Linked DNA regions of Homo sapiens: regions 2, 3 and 4 are each linked to region 1. Evidence: chromatin loops called from intact Hi-C (ENCODE). Cell type or tissue: heart left ventricle. All regions are shown on one strand. Region 1 overlaps BORCS8-MEF2B (BORCS8-MEF2B readthrough). Region 2 overlaps MAU2 (MAU2 sister chromatid cohesion factor). Region 3 overlaps NCAN (neurocan). Region 4 overlaps MAU2 (MAU2 sister chromatid cohesion factor).

Evidence for each region. Peaks named below come from ENCODE experiments on the same cell type or tissue, not always from the same donor. Only the 100,000 strongest peaks of a DNase experiment are listed, where the experiment ranks them.
Region 2: a loop joins it to region 1, with 6 times the contacts of the local background. A loop is called at or near these places in 29 of 110 quality-filtered maps.
Region 3: it touches region 1 in a loop (7-fold over the local background); 22 of 110 quality-filtered maps call a loop at or near these places.
Region 4: it touches region 1 in a loop (4-fold over the local background); 28 of 110 quality-filtered maps call a loop at or near these places.

Annotation. Positions count from the first base shown.
Region 1 is chr19:19,144,911-19,147,410 of GRCh38, reverse strand. BORCS8-MEF2B (BORCS8-MEF2B readthrough) reads left to right here. Exons shown (of 12, transcript NR_027308.2): 9 at 228-375; 10 at 536-669; 11 at 763-856; 12 at 1,389-1,844. MEF2B (myocyte enhancer factor 2B) reads left to right here. Exons shown (of 9, transcript NM_001145785.2): 5 at 228-375; 6 at 536-669; 7 at 763-856; 8 at 1,027-1,138; 9 at 1,389-1,844. The coding sequence ends at 1,614. Among named protein-coding and RNA genes, the nearest start is that of TMEM161A, 7.7 kb to the right of the region's middle. In heart left ventricle, a CTCF peak has its summit at 1,214 (motif pointing left); DNase peaks (open chromatin) are centred at 1,180 and 1,937; H3K4me3 peaks cover 365 bases; H3K27ac peaks cover 293 bases.
Region 2 is chr19:19,356,055-19,358,554 of GRCh38, reverse strand. MAU2 (MAU2 sister chromatid cohesion factor) reads right to left here. Exons shown (of 19, transcript NM_015329.4): 19 at 1-2,500. Among named protein-coding and RNA genes, the nearest start is that of MAU2, 36 kb to the right of the region's middle. In heart left ventricle, no CTCF peak of the experiment used is centred here; no DNase peak of the experiment used is centred here.
Region 3 is chr19:19,223,783-19,226,282 of GRCh38, reverse strand. It overlaps NCAN (neurocan), which reads right to left. Exons shown (of 15, transcript NM_004386.3): 4 at 2,088-2,262; 5 at 1,850-1,977; 6 at 1,013-1,306. Among named protein-coding and RNA genes, the nearest start is that of NCAN, 13 kb to the right of the region's middle. RefSeq lists an enhancer at 622-881 and a silencer at 1,172-1,321. In heart left ventricle, a CTCF peak has its summit at 996 (motif pointing right); a DNase peak (open chromatin) is centred at 1,012; H3K4me3 peaks cover 707 bases; H3K27me3 peaks cover 2,500 bases.
Region 4 is chr19:19,341,661-19,344,160 of GRCh38, reverse strand. It overlaps MAU2 (MAU2 sister chromatid cohesion factor), which reads right to left. Exons shown (of 19, transcript NM_015329.4): 8 at 1,480-1,626; 9 at 1,295-1,385; 10 at 221-324. Among named protein-coding and RNA genes, the nearest start is that of MAU2, 22 kb to the right of the region's middle. RefSeq lists silencers at 1,237-1,376, 1,417-1,506 and an enhancer at 1,616-2,124. In heart left ventricle, CTCF peaks have their summits at 1,026 and 1,227 (motif pointing right); DNase peaks (open chromatin) are centred at 278 and 1,260.

The DNA of each region.
Region 1 (2,500 bases):
GTCTTGGCTCTGGACCTACCTGTCAAGGACAGGCAGAGCCAGACAGAAGCTCCCCCAGCCTGTAGGGTTAGGGCAGGGGGAGGAGCAGGTAGGGAGCCTGGTGGGAGGTGGAGCAAAGGCTTCCTGAAGGTAGAGCTGGGCCCCTGAACTCATCAGGATTTTCTCCCTTGGACTTGGCACCCCCATCTGGCCTGGGGTCCTCTGACCCATCCCTTCTCTACCCACAGCCTGCAGCTCCTGCTATGCCCAGCCCAGATGTGGTATACGGGGCCTTACCGCCACCAGGCTGTGACCCCAGTGGGCTTGGGGAAGCACTGCCCGCCCAGAGCCGCCCATCTCCCTTCCGACCAGCAGCCCCCAAAGCCGGGCCCCCAGGTGAGCATGGGACAGTGGGGCAGGGGTGAGGTCCTGAGGGGCTGTTTGGGTGCATCTTGGCTCTGGCATTGCCAGGCTGCGTGCATCACCTCTAAACCTCAGACTTCATTAGTTGACATGGCCTGCCTGTCCTCTCTCTCTGGGGTCTCCTCTTCCCCAGGCCTGGTGCACCCTCTCTTCTCACCAAGCCACCTCACCAGCAAGACACCACCCCCACTGTACCTGCCGACGGAAGGGCGGAGGTCAGACCTGCCTGGTGGCCTGGCTGGGCCCCGAGGGGGACTAAACACCTCCGTGAGTGAGGGGAGGGTGTGGCAGGGCTGATGAGGGCAGGCAGGGCGACCTGGGTGTGGGCCTCAGTTTCCCCTTCACCCTCTCTCCGCACAGAGAAGCCTCTACAGTGGCCTGCAGAACCCCTGCTCCACTGCAACTCCCGGACCCCCACTGGGGAGCTTCCCCTTCCTCCCCGGAGGCCCCCCAGGTACATCCCCTAACCTGCCCTGCCCCACCTGGGAAGCGTCCGCACTCCTGCCCTCTGGGGGTTCCACACCCTCCCACCCACCAGAACTCAAAACTGTCACTGGGGGTGGTTAGGTTTGCAGAAGGCTTAAGGAGATGTCCAGGCCTCAGCCCCCAATTCCTGCCCACCAGAATATGGCCTGGGAGACCCTCCACCGCCCCCTGGCTTGTTGCAGCCCCCCACCCTGGCCCCCTGGCAGCCCTCGAGGGGTGATGGGCCCCCCGCCGTGTCCTCCCAGCCCAGGTAAGTGCCCTGAGACGACGGCAAGTCCCAGTCCTCCAAAGCCCCGGCCGCTGCTGACCCCTGGTGGCCATCCCTGGTACTGCGCACACTTCCGGTACGGATGGGCAGCTATTTTGAGGCCCCAAGAGGGACCGCCACCCCCTCCTTTCCCAGGGTCCTCCTGCCAAGCCTTTGCCCACGCTGTGCCATCCCCTGGCTTCCTTCCCTTCCTCGCTGAGCTCACGGCCTCCCTCTCTCTTTCCCCCTGCAGTGGGGGCCGAAGCCTGGGCGAGGAGGGTCCCCCAACCCGCGGCGCCTCCCCGCCGACCCCCCCAGTCAGCATCAAGTCTGAGCGCCTCTCTCCGGCCCCCGGGGGCCCCGGCGACTTTCCTAAGACCTTCCCCTATCCCTTGCTCCTCGCCCGGTCCCTGGCAGAGCCTCTGCGGCCTGGGCCCGCCCTGCGCCGGCTGCCCTTGGCCGACGGCTGGCCCCGGTAGGAGATCACCCGGTGGCACCAGCCCAGAGCGCTCGCCAGGTACGGCGAGGGCACGTGGGGACCCCACCTCCCTCCAGGCCTCTTCAGAGAAGACCCAACAGTGACGCCCCCCTCCGCGGTGGGGGCTTGGAGGTGGGCGGCTGGACTCAATCCACCCTGGGGGGCTCCTTTCCTTCTTCCTATTTGTGTGTATATCCACAAATAAAACGCGCGTGGCGTCCGTGGACCAGACTGACTGTGACTCGCCTCATTCTTGCCTAGTCTTGGCTTGGGGTGCCCCCTCCAGAAGCCCTGAGACGAGGACTCAAGAGCCCGTGGGGTGTCCGGGAGGGCTGCCAGGTGGAGGGTTGGGGAGGCAAGGCGGGAGGAGCCCTGCAGGGGACGCGCACAAGCAGAGGGTGCTTAGCCCGCGGGGGGTTCTGGGGACAGCATAGAGTGAGCGTGCACCTAGAATGGTCCCACTCCAGGGGTGAGGGCCCCGGCTCTTTCCACTCCAGGGCCAATGGCCAGGGCTGCTCCCGGCGCTGTGGGTCATGGGCTCAGGGGCAAGCCCTAGGGCTGGGTCGTAGGGCTCCCAAAAGCAGCAGCTGGGAATCCTGAATGTCGGGCTCCCAGGGCGCTGGAAGCGCCCCTGAACTGTTCATCTTCTTATTTTTTATTTTATTATTTTAATTTTATTTTATTTGAGACAGAGACTCCCTGTGTCACCCAGGCTGGATTGCAGTGGTGCGATCTCGGCTCACTGCAACCTCCGCCTCCCGGGTTCAAGGGATTCTCCCGCCTCAGCCTCCTGAGTGCCTGGGACTACAAGCACCTGCCACCATGCTAATTTTTGTATTTTTAGTAGAGACGGGTTTCCCCATGTTGGTCAGGCTGGTCTCGAATTC
Region 2 (2,500 bases), 210 kb before region 1:
AACGTACTTATTAAAAACCTTAACAAAACGAAGAGACAACTGACAACGCAACCAACCAATTGAGCCACCATGCTGGGCTGGGTGGCAGTTCCAATTTCCTTGCCTGTGTTTCTGATAAACGGGGCTGGGAGTGCTTATCCCAGGGAGAGGATCCTCGCCCACCGGCAGGTGACTACAGGGACAGAGCTGGGGAGAGGCAGCTGTGTCTCAAGGAAACATGGCAGCCTCACTTCCTGCTGTAGGTGGCCTCCTGGTCAGACCCCCTCAACCCACAGGACAAGGGCAGAGGCATACAGGAGGGTCTGGCCAGCTTTCGGCTGTTCATCTGTCAACAGAATGCCTTTCTGCGACCTTGTCCTCATCCACTGAAGGGTTTGGAGTTTTTGTTTTTTCCTAGACACTTAGCTACAGGACACTGTGTGATGTGTCCTCAGGGACTTGCTGTCTGCCTTCCATTGTTTTTTTTTTTTTTTTTGAGACAAAGTCTCACCGTCACCCAGGCTGGAGTGCAGTGTCGCGATCATGCTCACTGCAGCCTCAATCTCCTGGGCTCAAGTGATCCTCCTGCCTCAGCCTCCCAGTTAGCTGGGACTACAGGCATGCGCCACCGTGTCTGGCCTCTATTCTTGCAATTGAATGAGATGCTATGAGGCGCTGAGCGACCCACAGGAAAGTACTTATCAAAAGCTTTGTGTCATGAGAAGATGCGGCTGTGGAAGGAGGTTCAAAGCTTGCACACACGCACACACACACATGCACATGATTTGGCTTCCATAAAGCTCGAGTAGAATATTAAATATTGAGTACTGAGTTTTTAATTGTAAACTTAAGATCTCATCCTTAACTTTACATATACATAGATAACAGGGTGGTCATGAAAAGCACTTTAACATCAGGACAGATGTTAAGTTCTGAGGTTCTGTTTTCAACTGCTCTACATACAAAATGCCCTACAAGCAAAGAAAGGCTTAAATAAATAGATGGGGATGAACATGATGCACGCCGTGGTGACATGAGTGGTGTGCAGGGGTCGGACAGTGCGGAACCCGGGTGGGCAGGAGCACATTGTGGAGACACAAGTGGTGGCATCTCTGGGATGTAGGGGAGGATGTGGGGGGCTCCTTCAAGGTGGAGCTAGCAGAGGCCATGGCTCGGGAGGAAGACAGGACAGGGACAGTTTGTGGGCCAGTGCCACACGCTCTCCTATTGGCTTCATGGGCCTGGGGGCAGCCCTGGGTAGCAAAGGACAGGGCCAGGCTCTCCCCCTGGAGACCCAGAGATGGCGGTGGTCCTCTTAGGACAAACCCTCACCAGCCCCGCCCTCTGACCAGCCTGTCACTGGTGCTGATGTCAGGTGGTGGCCAGTGAGGAAGGGGGTTATTGACAGCCCTGCCTGTGGCTAAGGCACACCCAGCCTGGGAGCCCCAAGCAGCTGACCTGAGCAATCCAGCGTCCCTTTAGTCACAGACGCCAAAGCTCCCAGAGGCAGTTCCACTGAGTGAGGGTGACAAGACCTAAAACCACCACCTACCCTGCTGAGCAGGACCCCCACCCCCTGTAGCAGGGAGAGGCTCCTGGGCCCCAGAAGCTGGAGGGGGTGGTGTCTTGAGCCCTGACACCTGCTGCTGCTATCTTGACCCGACCACCCGCCCCAACTCGGAATGCCACACTGTGACCACTGGGGCACCTCCTGATTATCCAAGAAAAGTGGATAAAACCAAACGCTGCTGTCTGGGCCCAGCGGAGGCTCCCTGGGGCCTGGCTAGGGTGCGGGTTTCACACTGTGCCCCAGAGACCCAGCAGGGAAGGTGAGGCGGTGGAGGGAGTGGGGGGACCAAGAGGCTGAGCAGGGAAGGCCACAGATCTGCCAGGAAGAAAGTCCCTGGGCTCCAGATCTCGGGGGCGGGGGGCCCGTGCCACGCACTCTAAGCTAGCTGAGGAGGTGATCTTAAATTTAGGAGACGAGCCCACTCCCCCGCTTCCTGCCCCTCAGCAGCCACAAGATGGGGGAAGGTGGCTGGTGCAACAGGAGCCTCAGCTCCCAGCTCCATCTCCACAGATCTTCACCGCACACCCGTGTGCATCCACATGCACACCCGTGTTTACAATCACCTGCACCCCCACGGCGGGATGGCGAGTCCGGTCAAGGTGCAGATGTTTGGAAGCTGAGTTCCTGGGTCCCTGAGGGTTCCTGACCAGAGGCCCCAGCTGCTGCAGGGACTGATGCTGGAGAGAAAGCTGGGAAAAGTGCTGGGATCTGTGCTTCGTCCCACACTAGCGCCATTACTTCTTCCCTCCAAATTCAGGCCAGAAACTGGCATCCGGGCTCTGGAAATTGCCTTGAGCAGAGGAAACACTCTACTCCCGCTCGGCATCAAGGCCTGGGTGATGGAGAGTCAGGCGTGGTGCCCCTGGGGCACTGCCTGCCCTGGCACACAGGATTAGGACCTGCTGGAGGCCTGCACCCTACTCCTGGCCGACGTGACCCAGATGCTGAGGC
Region 3 (2,500 bases), 79 kb before region 1:
GCCACTGTCAGGGTCAGAGTCAACTGGCTGCAGTGAGGACTCAAGAGAATTTGGGCCAGGCGCGGTGGCTCACGTCCGTAATCCCAGCACTTTGGGAGGCCAAGGTGGGTGGATCACTTGAGGTCAGGAGTTCAAGACCAGCCTGGCCAACATGGTGAAACCCCGTCTCTACTAAAAATACAAAAATTAGCTGGGCATGGTGGCACATTCCTGTAGTCCCAGCTACTCCGAAGGCTGAGGCAGGAGAATTGCTTGAACAAGGGAGGTGGAGGTTGCAGTGAGCCGAGATCACACCACTGCACTCCAGCCTGGGTGACAGAGTGAGACTCTGTCTCAAAAGAAAAAAGAAAAAAAGACAATTTGGCTCATGGGCAAAGCTCAGGTAGTGTCCAACTCTCATGAACTTGGGTCTGCCTGTTGAGGGGTTCAACTCAACCTTGGTGACGGATCCTCCCCTGGTACAGGTGGTGCCCCGTGGGCATGGTATGCCCATGCCAGGACTGGGGCAGCTTACTTAGAGGACATGGCTCCTTGGGGTTGATGCTTGCAGCTTCCAAAGCTGTCCCCACTGCCCCCCAACAAGGGCGAGTGTCATCCCTGCTCCCACATCCGGTGTGGTGCCCAGAGGTGGCCAATTGAGGCATTATCTCTTCCACGGGGGTGTTTCTGCGTATGGGCGTGGCTCTAGGTAGAGTATGCCCCACCTAGGGGCTTGTCTTTCAAGGTTATGGGGCCTCCGGACCTCAGGAGATACAGCCCACCCAGCAAAGGTGACTCCCCACCAGAGTGGCCTCCTCTGGAGCCCTGTTCTTTACCCAGGACGGGGCTCCTAGGGAAAGACTTGTCGTAACGGGTGTGGCCTTCACCCGGGGGCGTGGCCCTCACCCAGGGATGTGGCTTATCACAAAGCGAGCTTCCATGTGTCTCTCCCTTGGCTTGGCGAGGCTTTCAGGGACGTGGCCTTCGCCAAAGTGAAAGCCCTGGGGGCGCGGCCACCAGGGGACGCACGCACCTCGGAAGCAGTAGGCGTCGAAGCGCTCGGCGGGTGAGGGGAAGCCGGTCCGGTTAGCGAAGCGGTAGACGGTGCGCACGCCCGGGGCTGGGCCCCCGCAGCGCCGGCGCGGCGTCTGGATCGGGTAGCGCACGCTGCCGTCGGCCAGCCAGCCCGGGTCGCACTGGTCCAGGCCCTCATGCCAGGCCAGGTGCAGCTGTCCCACCGAGGCCAGCGCGGCACCCTGGCGGCGGCACTGTGCACGCGCGCCGGCCAGTGTCAGGCGGCGGGCCGGGCCCACGTAGAAGACCTCGCCTGCGGGAGGGGCGGGTGGAGGTCAGGGGGGCTGGGGAACCCTCCCCTGGAGCCCAGGAAGTGGGTCCAACTCCAAATAGTTCCGACCTGGACGTGTTAGGGTGGTGGTTAGAAGAGGCGGTGACAACCGCAGCTGTGCGTCCAGCTCCGGGATCATCCTTGTCCTTACCTCTCATGCAGAGCTAAGCCTCTTTTTACAAATGGAGTAACTCAGGCCCATGGGCAAGTCGGGCTTCAGAGAGAGGGAGGGGCTCGGTGAAGGGGGCTCACAGAGGAGGAAGGGGATAGGGACAGGGAGGCAGGCAGGGGACAGGGGATTAGAGAGGGAAAGAGGATCAGAGAGAGGAAGGGGGCAAAGGGAGGGAGGGGGACTCAGGGAGGCATGGAAAGCTCAGAAAATGAGTGGAATCATGTCTTGGTTGCAGGTTTAGGGAGGTATAAGACAGGGGAGTTGCATAAGGACCCCGGAGGATGGGAGTTGGGGAGAATAATAGATACTCAAAGAGAGGCGGAGGGGCCGGGTCCTGCCAGTCCCAGACTTACCCCCCAGCTCCCGGGCAAAGCAATACACATCGTAGAGTTCCTGTGGGTTGCGCCTCCCATAGCTCCGAACCCCTGGAAGGCTGCTACGGTCGCCATAGCAACCAGGACGGGACTGGGTGATAGGATACCTGACAACACAAGGGGAGGGTCCCTCTCAGATGTGTGCTCCTGGAGCCCCCAAGGAACCTCCTTCCCCATGAGCTAGTCTTCATCTCCCTGCCCTGTGTATCCCCCTCACCGAACAGTGCGGTCAGAGAGCCAGCCAGCATCACAGTTGTCAAAGCCATCCTCAAAGGCAGCCTGTAGATGCCGAGGGGCTGCAATGATGGCTGAGCTGAGACGGCAGGCCTCCTGGGCCTCAGCGAAGGTCAGTGCATAGCGGTCCCGGGCTGATCGGTAGTGGAACACAACACCTGTGGGGGAACATCCAGGATGGGGGGACAGTTGACTTATGCTGGAATCTTCAAGAACAGACCTACCTCTTGCAGAATGACTCCCCACCCCTGTCTGATAATAATAGACCTAGCGCCAGGCACAGTGTGGGTCGAGGGTGGGGAGCAAGATCCATATGCCCCCATTTTACAGATGAGGAAACTGATAACAATGGCCATAAAGGGTTACAAGTTAGCAAATATTTACAATGTGAAAAGC
Region 4 (2,500 bases), 200 kb before region 1:
GGATGACAGGCGTGAGCCACTGCGCCCGGCCTCCACTGGTTTTTGTATGAGATTCTCTGATCAGTGGTGCCCATGCAGGGCTGTAAAACGCTGGCCGACAGCGAGACAGCAGGATGGGCTGGCCTGCCAGTATGCACTTGGCGAATTCAGTCTCTTGTCTGACACTGCTGAGACCCAACAAACTCCTGGGCCTTCCCGCCCCTCCTGCTTCCAGCCTTACCTCCTGCAGCGCCGTGGCCTTGTGACCCGTGACAAGGCGGCACATGATGATGTGCTCCAGCAGGATCACTTGGAAGGATGACAGGATGGGGCTGCAGTCCAGCACTATGGGTGAGAGTCAGGGGTAAGCATGCAGGGGAGGCCAGAGGAGGCGCCACCCCCAGCCCACCGTGCCCCCACCTCGTTCCTGTCTCCTGCCACACTGGCTAGGCACCCACCCCGTCATCTCCCCTAGTCCCCACTGCACCCTCTGAGTGAAGGAGTGTGTCTTGCTGTCCAGGTGGGGAGACGGAGCTGGAGCCAGAGGTTGGTTCCCACAGTGCTCCAAGAAGGGTTGGCTCTCACCCTCACCCTCACCCTACGTGCTCAAGAGCTTGTGGACATGGCAGGTTCTAGAAATGTAGAAATGTGGAAACCACCCTGGATCATGACACCATGCAGCAGAGCCTCAGGCAGTCGGGTAGGGGGACCTGGGCTGGGCCCCACCTCCCAACAGCCCCAAGCAACCATCCTCATATGGGAATAAGAGAAGCACAGGGCCTATCCGGCTTTGGGCTGCCTTGGCTCTGATGCCTTCTCCCCCAGCAGCACTCACGAGGGAGCAAACAGACCGACTAATGGGCACACTATACCAGCCAGGGACGTCTGCTCTGGGTTTGTGCTAGTCAAAGGTCCCTGGATGGATTAGACACTTGAGCATCTGGAAAGAACTCACGACCTCCAAAGGACATGCTGGTGGTCAGTGAGGGCTGAGTTCTGATCCTGGCCTCATCCCGAGTGTCCCTGTCACAACACTGATAATAATTGGGAAAAGCAGCTACCACCTGTTTCAACTGAGCATGACTGGGCACAAGGGACCTGACCAGTCAGGGAGGTACCCCCGACCCCAGGCCTGTCTGCTCTGCTCTGACGTTGGACACCAGCATTTATCAACTAGGGGTGACGAGACCCACCAGGCAGGGTGGCTGGGCGCTGCGGTCACACAGGGTCACTGGGCCCTGGTACAGCTAGCGTCTGGCCAGGCCGTCCGCCAGGGGTCGCTGTGGCCATGTGGCCAGCCGAGCACCTGACTTACTCTTGAGCTTCTCCAGCTGCATGAGGGCCTTGTCCGTGTACTTCTGCGCCTTCTCCAGGTAGCCGGCCTGCATGGAGTGCATCACAGTCACCTAGCGACAAGACCAGACAGCAGGGGTTACCAGGGCCCTCTCCCTCTCCCTGCCCCCGCCCCCAGCCCTGGCCCGGGCCCTGGTGGGGACGCACCAGGTAGACAAGCACACACATGTGCTCCTTGGGCAGCCAGTGGAAGAGGTCAGCGGGGTTGCTGGGCAGGATCTCATCATCGTGCAGTGTGGAGATGGTCTGGATGCACTGCTGCAGCTGCTTCAGACACGGCTTCACGCTCTTCACCTGTGCAGCACCCACACCCGAGCATCCACCTGAGCCTGGCCTCTCAGGAAGCCAGGCCCAGCCCAGCCACCCCTGCTCCTTCCTCTAGGGAGCATCTGCCTTCCCCTTCTGCCAGGGCCACCTCCTGCAAGATGAAGCCGCCCCTGCCGCACTCCCATGAATCAGCCAGGCTTTTGGGGCATGGGGCACAGCCAGGCGGGCAGCTGTGGGACTGAGGCTTGTCCACTGCCCAGTGTTGGGTCCAACACCAAGGCCCAGGAGAGGCCTATCCAGACCCTGCTGGAGCTGCACTTGGTCTTCACGCAGCCAGACCTGAGACGGCAGGGGGAGGCTGTGCTCTGAGGGGGTGGGAGGTGGCTTCCTGGCCCAGGAATCAGGCAGGCGCTGTGGTCCATCTCGCCCTGAGGCCCCGAGGGATGTCTCTGCAGCCCTTGCACCCTGAGGGAAGCGTGGCTGCAGTCTGCTCTGTGTCCCTATGCGCCGAGTGCAGTGCTTCACCCAATGGGCAACGATGGGTATGGATGGACGAACTGGGCAACCCCCTTACCAAGCCCTGTGGAGACTCGCCTGTGGCCCACTGCGACAGGGGTGGGTCTGAGTGGCACAGGGCAGCCCCCAGCCCCCGAAGGGCTGAGACTGTCACACAAGCACAGAGACAAGGAGCTCAAACACAGCCGCTCCCCACCCACGGCAGGGTCATGAGTCCAGTCTCGGACATGGCTGAGCACATCAGTCCCTACTCAACCCCACAGCCGGGGGCCAGACAGACAGCACCTGGGCATCTGCTGTGTGCAGGTGCCATCCCAGCACCTCTGTGGTTTATTCTCATGATTCCCTGAACTGCCATTGGAATCTCTGAGCATCCATACACTGA